Regions from separate parts of the Homo sapiens genome. Here region 2 is linked to region 1. Evidence: chromatin loops called from intact Hi-C (ENCODE). Cell type or tissue: heart right ventricle. All regions are shown on one strand. Each heading gives the region's core, and the rest is flanking DNA. Links, peaks and the distances in the headings are about the cores only. Region 1 has its middle 11 kb from the start of LINC00428. Region 2 overlaps LINC00400 (long intergenic non-protein coding RNA 400).

Region 1 (5,382 bases), core at 183-5,182:
TGACCTCGGCTCACTGCAACCTCTGCTACCCGGGTTCAAGAGATTCTCCTGCCTCAAACTCCCAAGTAGCTGGGATTACAGTCTCCCACCCGCCACCACGCCCAGCTAATTGTTGTATTTTTAGTAGAGACGGGGTTTTGCCACGTTGGCCAGGCTGGTCTCAAACTCCTGACCTCAGGTGATCCGCCTGCCTCAGCCTCCCAAAGTGCTGGGATTACAGGCATGAGCCACTGCACCCAGCCGGCCAGCCAGTTGTTAAGCTGACTCTCTAAAGTAATAATTGGTTGCAGCCAGTGCCAGGGAAAGGCAGTCTCCCAATAGATAGAAACACCTGAAACTGGTGATCAGCAGCTTCTGATAAGATCTCAGGATTTGGGCAAGAAAGCTCAAGCATGTACATTAAGGGGCAAAATGGCAGAGTTTAACTGATACATGACCTTACAGGAACATTCGACTGGTAAGGGAAGAACGCCTCAAGTAAGTATATGCACAACTCCAGTAAACACACTGGGCTTGCGGCCCCTCCCAAGTGCTGGCCGGCCACTGCGCATGCAGACAGCCCACCCCAAGGGAATCATTGACTCCAGAAGATTGCCAACATATAAAACCCCAAGTCAAAGGCCAAACCATGCACCCAATCTCCCAAGTTGCTCACTTGGCCTTCTTCCAAGTGTACTTGACTTCCTTTCATTCCTGCTCTAATTTTTTTTTTTTTTTTAACACAGAGTTTCATTCTTGTTGCCCAGGCTGGAGTGCAACGGCACGATCTCGGCTCACTCAACCTCTGCCTCCTGGGTTCCAGTGATTCTCCTGCCTCAGCCTCCCGAGTAGCTGGGATTATAGGCATATGCCACCATGCCCGGCTAATTTTGTATTTTTAGTAGAGACGGGGTTTCTCCATGTTGGTCAGGCTGGTCTTGAATTTCTGACCTCAGGTGATCCGCCCGCCTTGGCCTCCCAAAGTGCTGGGATTACAGGTGTGACCCACCGTGCCAGGCCTCTAATACTTTTTAATAAACTCTCACTCCCGCTCTAAAACTTGTCTCAGTCTCTCTGCCTTATGCCCCTTGGTTGAATTTCTTCTGAGGAGGCAAGAATTGAGGTTGGGGCAACCAGTACAGATTCACTGCTGCTAACAGTTGTAGATAATACAGGTCAGGAGATCTTATTCCATTCACAGGATAGGCCTAAGAACTCACATTTTTTGTATGTTTTTTTGTGTATGTTTTCACACTAGAGACATTTCTTGTGGTCCCTAAATACTTTATGTTCAAAGGAAACATTGCATTTTTTCTTTAGGTCGATTTTTTAAAAATCAAGATAAGAAGCCTACATATTTAATTTGGAGATTCGGTTGTCTTTCAGAAAGTATATTTAGAAAAATTACATTGTAGTTATAGTAAATGTAGACATATTTTAAAGTAAAACCCTTGACATTTATAAAGCCAAAAATTTCAAGTTAAAATTCAAAGTTTTGTGATAACTCTGGCTAAAAACTAATTTTTAAAAACATGTAATCATAAAAACAGTGCCTACAATCTTAATTTTAAATTTCAGGATATTAAGCAGATAGGTTGTAATTAGCTGGACTTGTTTGTCCAGTTATGAGAGGATGTGTTTGGAAGTGTGGCTGCCAGAGGAAGTAAAAGGAATTGTTCTGAAACTATTAGCAAGTAGAAGAAAATAGAAGGTTGTGGGCTCTTTGTTTTTATTAATAACTCAGTGGACTAGCACATCTAGAAACTAGCTCCGTGCTGATGTGCATGAAATAATATCGGAGTGAGGTATAATAAAATTTACATGTGGAGAAAGAATATGCCTCTCCAGTTACCATGAGGATTGCATAGAGAATAAATACATGTTAGGCATTCCTTCAAGGAAGGGGCTCTGATTTGGAATTCCTCCCTCCCTTTAAAAATATTCCCTTGTTTAACAATAGAGTTTAAAAAGCATCACAGAGGATTATCATTTTTTTTCTGCTCACAGAATTACATGCTCAGAAGTGAAGGGTTTATATAAAGGCAAATGGGAGAAGCATTTTCATGACATTTATTGCCATGTTGTGCCATCTGCTGGGACAGAGGCTACAGGGACAGCTGTACTGCAACACACACCTCCCCTAGGAAGCTGATTTATTACAAGCCCTTTGCTTTGCTGCTCAGCTGCAGGGCATGTGCTCTGAACATTCCTTCTCACCGTCCCTGGAGGACACTGACCACAGCTGAGCTGAAGGAATCGTCGTCAGTCATCGGGGGTGACATTTCATTCCCTACAAAACCTTACACCAGTGATTGGCACCAGATTATGAACTGATTAGAAATTTCTGTTTTAGAAACCATAGTTGAGCTAAAATGAGTAGAAATTGTGCTTTAGTATGGAGAGAACAGAAACTGATGGGAGAGGGATATTTGAAATTGGACATTGTGAATTAAGAAAAATCAGAAATCAACATTTAAATATATGTCTATAGTCTGTTTTAAATGTGGCACAATGGAGACACAAAGTTAAGTGGTACAGGTCCTGTCCTCAGGCAATGGAGCAGTCGGAATAGGCAAAGTTATGGTGACCACAATAAGCAGCCCCCACCTCTTCTTGGATTAGCAATAGTTTCTTGCCCATGCTGCACTTTATGCACAGGTCAGCAGAAGCCTCTGCTCACCTTAGTCAAGGACTGAGAAAGGCTCTGTCTGTTCTTATGCTTTCCATACACCAAGAGGAGGACATAGTGGCAGTATTCTGTGCTATCTCCAGGAAATGCTTTCTCCAGGAAATGACACATGCTACTTCTGTTCACATGTTATTAGCCAGAACAAATCATGTGGCTATTCCTAATTTTAAAGGTGTGGGAAAGAAAATCCTACAATTTTCTGCAACGTACAAAGGAGGAAGAGAACAAGAACATTTGTAAATAACCCTGATTATCCCCCCAAGGAACACATTCTACAGTTGAAGAAGACACAGACATATGAAAGCTTAAGATCAAAGACACATACAAATTCAAAACAATATCAAAAACCCAGTTCAATTCAAACTTTAGTAAGGAACTAATATAGGCCAGGCACTATGCTAGGCATGGAGACTACAATATCGTACAAACCAGCCACTAAAGAACTTTAGTATGAGTTAGACACACACACACACACACACACACACACAGAGAGAGAGAGAGAGAGAGAGAGAGAGAGTAGGAAAAATGAGATAGAAGCTATGCAAAGCAATGAGATAAAAAACCTAACACGAATGGCTTTTGGTGCCATATCAAGTAGCTTGAACTTTTAAAAGGTTATAAGCAGGGCATGGACCTGATTAGATTTAGCTTTTTATTTTAAATAAATCATGAGTGAACCCAAGAAAGAGATTTGAGGGAGGAAAGCCCAGAAGCAGAGCAATCTGTTAGGAGGCTGGAGGTGATTACATCAGTTCAAGGTGACCCGTGATGAGAGTCCTGAGCTAGAGCCGTGAGAGTATGGATGAGGACAAAAGAATGAGCATGTGGAATTCTCACGATATTAAATCAAGATAAGAAGCCTACATATTTAATTTGGAGATTCAGTTGTCTTTCAGAAAGTATCTTCAGAAAAATTACATTGTAGTTATAGTAAATGTAGACGTATTTTATAAAGTCAGGACTTTGTAAATGACTAGATATAGATGGAGACTGATGAATCAAAGATGAGTTTCATATTTCTAGCCTGTGTAAATACATTGATGGTGATGTGGCCATATATACAAAATTTATAGTATTTCAGAGGAAGGGAGATTTGATGTGGTCAATAAAGAGTTTCAAAGACTATAGAATAAAATTCCATGAGCTCGGGGACATTGTTTTGTTCAATGCTGTATTCCCAGTTCCTTGAACAGTGCCTAGCACATAGTAGTGATTCAATGAGTATTTGGTAAATGAATGGATTTGATAAAAGAGGAAAATTTTTACAGATGGAAAGAAATAAGTATGGTGGTGGCTGGTGAAGGATTGAGTGCAGGGACATTTAAAGCAGCCACAGTGGTGCAGTGATGGTGGTAAGCACGTGTTTGGGGGACATTGAGGAAGAAGAATGTTCAGGCTAGAGTAACTCCATCTTGTATACTAATTGGCCATGTTGACTTCTGATTAACCCCAGTTCCGAAAATGCCTCTAAAATTTCTATTTTATCTACTGTTAAGAGTGTATAATTACGAATAATTCCTGCCCTTAGGTCAAAACAACCTTGATGTTATCGTAAACACATATATCTTCCCCTTAGGCAAATTCCCTATGATTTGTAAGCCCTGGGTCTGTGGGGTAACAGTGTACTGTAGGGATCCACCATTCGCAGCTGCTTGAGATATGGCTTCTGTTCATAAATCCCTATTATTTCATTCTGAGAATCTGGACTTGTCAGCTTCTTTCTTCAGCTCCTCACCTTCCCTGGCCTTTGGAAGTAGGTTTGTATAGGCCTGCTCACCTCGGAACACACACACACACACACACACACACACACACACACAGAGAGAGGGAGAGGGAGAGAGAGAGAGAGAGAGAGACTAGTGTGGTTGTTGCTTGGAAGTGGGAGACAAGATATAGGAGAGGAGAAACACCCTGGAAGAGAGCTTCTCTCAATGTTTTGGAATTTGTCCCAGTTAATTGGCCAACCCCAGGTGTGATAATCAAGGATAGAAAGATTCTTGGGATAAGGATATCATATTAAGCTAATCAGTTATGAATAAACCTAAACCCCGCCAACAGCAGCTGCTGATGCAAACCAAAGGGCTGGCTTTGCCCCTTTACAGGCAATGCCTGTCCTTTAATCCCTGCAGATGGTTAGCAATGCCATGAGCCATAGCATTTTGGAAAAGAAAGGGGAACCACGGGATTTCTGGAAGATATGAGAATGTAGCTCTGCCATTCACTAATGTTGAAACCTTGGACAAATCTCTTATCTCCACCTTACCTCACAGGATAGGTTGTAGACAAACTGATGGGATAAATGCTCTTAAAAGGTAAATGGGAATGCAAGGTAGGAGAGTAGCAAGGGAAATACTATATTAGTTTTAAATGAAAAGATACTTTCTCAACTCCTTTCTTTATTACTAAAAATGTTGGTCCTTCTTTCTTCCTACCTTATCACCATTTTCTAGATCACCTGGCCATGTATACTTACAGGCCTCAACAGTCTTCCTTCCTTCTCATAATTATCCCTGCATAATTCATTGGCAGGGATTATCAATTCTACCACCACAATATCTTTAGCAACTTTCCCTTTTATTTCAGGCTCACTACCATCCTCTTTAATTGGTTTCTTGTGATGTTTTACAGAGACTATTGTCAGAAAAAACCATTGGATCTTTTTGCCTCCTGCACTTCACTTCTATGGTATAAAGGAATCTTTTGAGGAAGTGCGT
Region 2 (5,382 bases), core at 160-5,159, 250 kb before region 1:
TGTGCTTCAAGACCCACTCAAATCTTATCTGCTCCTCAAAGTGTTCTATAATTACCTTTTCCTCCATGCCCCCAAAGTAGCCCCCATGTGGCTCCTTCCTGCTTGGAACCCGGGGAGTGTTTGCTTTCTCCCTCATTCAGTTGCCCTGGGGTTGCCTTGCCAGTTAATTTTCATTTGTTTCTTTAGCAAGCATGAGCTGACATCTATAACTGTGGCTCAAGAAATAATACAAATCTTTATCTGTTCTGAGCCCCCACCTGCCTGGCTGGTGGGCAAACTAATCCCGGTCCTTGTGTGGGCCCCCATGGTGGGACCATATAAGCTTCATATGACTCCCAGGCCGGTAGTGTGTATGAGTGCGTGGGGATGGGGTGGGTGAGGGAGGGGTAGGAGCAGATGCTAACTCCACTCTGTCTTCAAGTCTGAAAACACAGCCTGGTACACACATGTTAACTACCAAATTACACGGTCAGTCTGGCAACACCTGCTTCAGCCGGAGTGCAGATGAATGAGTTAACACTAATCAGCTCCTGGGACCCGACTCAGAAGCAACATCTTTGAGGAAGCCTTTTCTAACTTTTTGAGAAAGAAGCCAAAGCTTTTGCAAGGGCCTGTAGACGCCACCTGATTCTCCTTCCTCCCTTTTTTCTTGGCTGCATCTCCCATCCTGAGATGGAGCAGGGACCCCTCTTAGGGGCCTGTGCCCCCCTCACTACCACAAGCATGGAAATGAAAAATCTTAAGTTCCTTCAGATTGCAGGCACTTAGCTGGCCCTGAGAAGTAAATGAGCAATTTGATCAGCAAGAAGGTAATAGTAGCCTAAAACAATAGCCAAGGAAATTAGAGTCATGGGATGTTTGGTTCCCTATAGAAACTAAAGATTAATTCTTAACGTATGTCCCTGAGTTGTTTTCAAAACCTGGACCCCCACCAAATGTATCTGCTGGCACACAGACCTTGGATAAGGGGGAACCGGGGACTGAACTCCGACCACTGCTCTTCGTTCTTTCTTCCTGATGGGCCTGGAAGAAGTCACACCTGTGAGCCAGAGCTAACGTTCTTTTCTGCTAACCCCACATTTTTAAACAAAGCTTCTTTTCCTTAACCAATTGCAAATCAGAAAATCTGTGAACCCACCTATGACGTGTAAAGGCCCCGCTTCAAGGTGTCCCACCTTCTTAGGCCAAACCAATGTATAACCTCCATGCCTTGATTTAAATTTGCCTGTATTAACTTGTTTTCCTGAAAATTTCCCTTGCCTTTAAAAACCCTCGCTTGCAAACCTTTGCAAGGGTTCAGGTCTTAAGCATGAGCTGCCCAATCAACATTGCCTGGTGCCCTGCAAATAAATGCCCTCCTTTCTCCCTCTGCAAACCTCTGTGTGGATGTTTGATCTTATTGCAGCAGGTGAGCACACCCCAGTTCAGTTCAGGAACATCGCCTCTCCCTCACTCCCTCTGCCTCAGCCACACTGCACCCCCGCCCGGCTGTTCCTCAAACATACCAGGCACTATGCATGCTCCCTCCTTGCCCTTCTCACCTTTGCTCTTCCCTCTGCTAGCTACGCAGCTCACTCTCCCTTACTTCAGGTCCTTGCCCTAACATCATTTTTCACTGAGGTCTACCTTAACCATCCTATTATAGTTGGAGTACCCTTCCTAGTGACTTCTGTCCATTTCCTGCTCTATTCTTCTTCAAAATTATGGTTATGTAAAATACATATTTTTTACTACCTTTTTCTTATTTACTATCTATTGCACCACCTTCTCCCTCTGGAATTTAAGCTCCATAGAGCAGAAATTTTAAAATCTATTTTGTTCACTATTGTATCTTTAGTGTAGTGCCTGAGACATAATAGGCAGTCAATAAGTATTTGTTGAGTGAATAATTTTTTTCTTGAATATTTTCACCAAACCTTATGCCACAATCTGTAACTCCTCCTAGTTTTTTTTTTTCTGATGTCCACAGATGCACCTCTCCAGTAGGCTGTGTGTTCTAGTAAATGAATAATGGATGCCCAAAGGAATTGAGGCCAAAAAAATGTGCCTTACTCTTTAACTCATAAGACATAATACTTGCCAATTAAATAAAAAGGGGAAATTTTAAAACATACATGCCCACGTCCTCTAACCTTAGGATAAAAGAAGTAATCTTAGGGGGAAAAAAAACAAGAAACACAGTGCTGACCTTTGCAGGGGTGGAAGGTGCCAAGGGCTGTGGCTGTTTCTCCAGCAGACATGGGGACCACATGCTGAACCATCTCCTCCCTTCCCTCTACCCCTGTGCCTGTCGCCCAGTACACACAACACAAGCTCCATTCAGAGCTGTTGAGTGCAGCCTCTAGCCACGGAGCAGGTGAAGTTAACTGGCCCCCTTGGGGATTGAACCCAGGCTTTGGCCTCATTAGCACCAGCTGCAACCAACTAGTCACACACAGGCTCCACACAAACAGAGAGATCACAGGATGGCTGGGCAGGTGCGTGAATAAACCAACACACCCGTAAATAATGAAATATTTACACGAGGCAGGGTCAGCAAGACTTTGTGAGGAGGGCATTGAGTGAGAGGGGAAGAGCATCAGCTTTCTTTCCTCTGGACAGGAAAAAGCAATGCCCCCTATGTGTGTGTTTAAAGGAGGCCAATAGCCCAGGCAATTTGTAACTTGGGGTGTTGCTACTATTGCTATTGTTCTTTTGATTATTCAGGAACATTTCTTTTCTGTTTTAAAGAAAACTAATTGCAACATCTTGGAGGCAAGGAGGCTTCATTTTCCACCAGTCAAGCCCTTTGTCAATTAAGTAATAAGGTCCATTACACTGCTTCTTAAAAACAATTAACCAACCGACCCTTCCTCAACCTCAGCTTTTGGGAAACTTGCAGCTTCCAGAGGTGGCTGTAACATCAGGGGTCATTTAGCAAATGAAGGGGAGAGTCTTTGGACTGATTCGTAGAGAAAGGCCATGATTTTCACCACCTACTCCTTTACCTAAAATGCTTGCCACAGGGAGGAGCTCTGAGTATGACTCATGTAGCTAGTTTTCCTAGCCCCGTCCTCCACACAGAGGCTGAGGCAAGGATTACAGTGCGGCTGCTTTATTGGAGAGGTGTAACCTTGGAGAGGTGAGGAAAGAAAGAGGAGGAAAGGCAGGAAAGATGAGGATCAAGGTGATGCAATGGTGCTGCTCTAGATGCTGCTTCTTGGTGAGTGGCTAGAGACACAAACTGCCCTGAGTGTGTCCGCTCAGCTCATGGGACTTCTGCAGAAGATTAGCCAGGTTGAATCACACCTCAGGGTGGAGGGAGGACATACTCTCCACCTCCAGTTACCTTGGTTCAGGTTCACACACCATGGAGGTAACACCTTGCATTTCTGGGTATCATCTGGCTCCTCAGGAGCTGCTCAGGAGGCCAGGTCCCATGCCCATGGCTGTGGTATTTTATCCAAATCCTGGAGTGGAAAAGTGACCAGGAATGAGGATGCTCAGCAGTGGGGATGGGGTTATCAGAAGTATTCAAACCAGAGTGACTCCATCTTGAATAGGAGTTGGGTAAAATGAGGATGAGACCTGCTGGGCTGCATTCCCAGGAGATCAGGCATTCTTAGTCACAGGATGAGATAGGAGGTTGGCAGGACTAGTATGAAAGGATACAAGTCAAAAAGCCCCTGCTGGTAAAACAGGACGCAGTAAAGAAGCCAGCCAAAACCCACCAAACCCAAGATAGTGATGGAAGTGACCTCTGGTCATCCTCACTGCTCATTATATATTAATTGTGATATTTGTGTGCTAAAAGACACTCCCATCAGCGCCATGACAGTTTACAAGTGCCATGGCAACACTGGGAAGTTACCCTATATGGTCTAAAAAGTGGAGGAACCCTCAGTTCCAGGAATTGCCCACCCCTTTCCTGGAAAATTCGTGAATAACCCACCCCTTGTTCAGCATATCATCAAGAAATAAACATAAGTGTACTCAGTCAAGCAGCCCATGCCACTGCTCTGCCTATGGAGTAGCCATTCTTTTGTTTCTTTACTTCTCTAATAAACTTGCTTTCACTTTACTCCATGAACTCACCCCAAATTCTTTCTTGTGCAAGATCCAAGAACCCTCTCTTGGGGTCTGAATTGAGACCCCTTTCTGGTAACAGGGTCACACAGACTCAGGGCCCCAACTGGATTCCAGGCAGTTCCAGGGCTTGGCAAAGACAGTGATGCTGTTGGTGGGGTGAGGGGTGTGAGGGGCAGGCAGCAGCTTTGGAAGTAAGGTGGCTTTGAAGGAATCTGAGGAGGCTGTCAACATTTGTGTAATACAGTGGGGATCTCAAAGAGTTCCTCCTACTTCCAACTCAGAAATAACATTTCTTCACAGAACATCTTTTGAAATCCACCAGTCATGCCTTTTGGCTAGTTTGTCTGCTTACATAGAGATCAGGCCAGAGATTCACCCGAGTGTTTCTGCTGAATGACCACTTTCCCCTCTGAGGCCCCACGCTGTCCTGCACTTTGTAAATGCCATGTTCCCAGGTTCCCCTTGCTTGGGCCCAGGTGGCACCTTTTCCCTGCTCAGCCTCTTTCCTCAGCAGAGGACTGACGTTCTTTGAGGTTACAACCAGGGCCTTGAGCAACAAGATTGTGACCTTGAGTGACACAGAAGCCTCAACCAAGAGGGCTCCACTTTTCAAGGTGGCAATTGCAATGAAGTTGGTGCCAATGGGAAAAATATCCTAGATGGAATGACACAGGGAAGGACATGACTTGGCAGTGGTCCAACCAGGTGGACAGTCTGTCTTTCCTTGTCACAGTTTTTATTCCCTGTGGCTTGAGTGCCATGCTTGCTACTTGCAGAGACTGGCATGAGAAGTCAGGTCCAGAGCATGGCACAGCACCTCTGTGAGGGGCTGGTGAGAGGCTTCAGTGACATTTCAAGGCACCAATGTCCACGGCTTTCACAAAACATTAGATATAAGTCAGAGGAGATGGTTTGGGGTCCATTTAGCAATTTCTTTCAAAAAAAGCGATGGAATATACATTTTTTTTCAGAAAGAATATGCATTTTCCCACCATTTTCCCATAGACCATTCATTGCCTTGCACCTGAGAGCCTCTAAGATGTGTGTGGATGTGTGTGTGTGTGTGTGTGTGTGTGTGTGTGTGTGCATGCGTTGGGAGTTGTGAGGACAAAGAATAAGACAGGAACAAAACAAGAAACAAATTATTTGCCCCTTCCCACCCTCCACAGCAGCAGAAAGCAAATCAATGCAGGAGGCTATTTCAGAGGCAGTAGATGACTAGAAATCTCACTGCTACTGCCCTATGCTCAGAAGAGACAGGAACCCTTCCTGCTCTAACTGTTCTGCCTACAAGATCCATTGCCATGCTTTTTT

The links. A loop is a pair of places that touch in the nucleus more often than their neighbours do. Peaks named below come from ENCODE experiments on the same cell type or tissue, not always from the same donor. Only the 100,000 strongest peaks of a DNase experiment are listed, where the experiment ranks them.
Region 2: a loop joins it to region 1, with 5 times the contacts of the local background. A loop is called at or near these places in 7 of 110 quality-filtered maps.

The regions. Positions count from the first base shown.
Region 1 is chr13:42,880,714-42,886,095 of GRCh38, reverse strand. No RefSeq gene overlaps it. Among named protein-coding and RNA genes, the nearest start is that of LINC00428, 11 kb to the right of the region's middle. In heart right ventricle, for the core only: a CTCF peak has its summit at 2,073 (motif pointing left); no DNase peak of the experiment used is centred there; H3K27ac peaks cover 444 bases.
Region 2 is chr13:43,130,115-43,135,496 of GRCh38, reverse strand. The region is part of intron 1 of LINC00400 (long intergenic non-protein coding RNA 400); the gene reads right to left. Among named protein-coding and RNA genes, the nearest start is that of LINC00400, 20 kb to the right of the region's middle. In heart right ventricle, for the core only: a CTCF peak has its summit at 3,003; no DNase peak of the experiment used is centred there; H3K27me3 peaks cover 269 bases.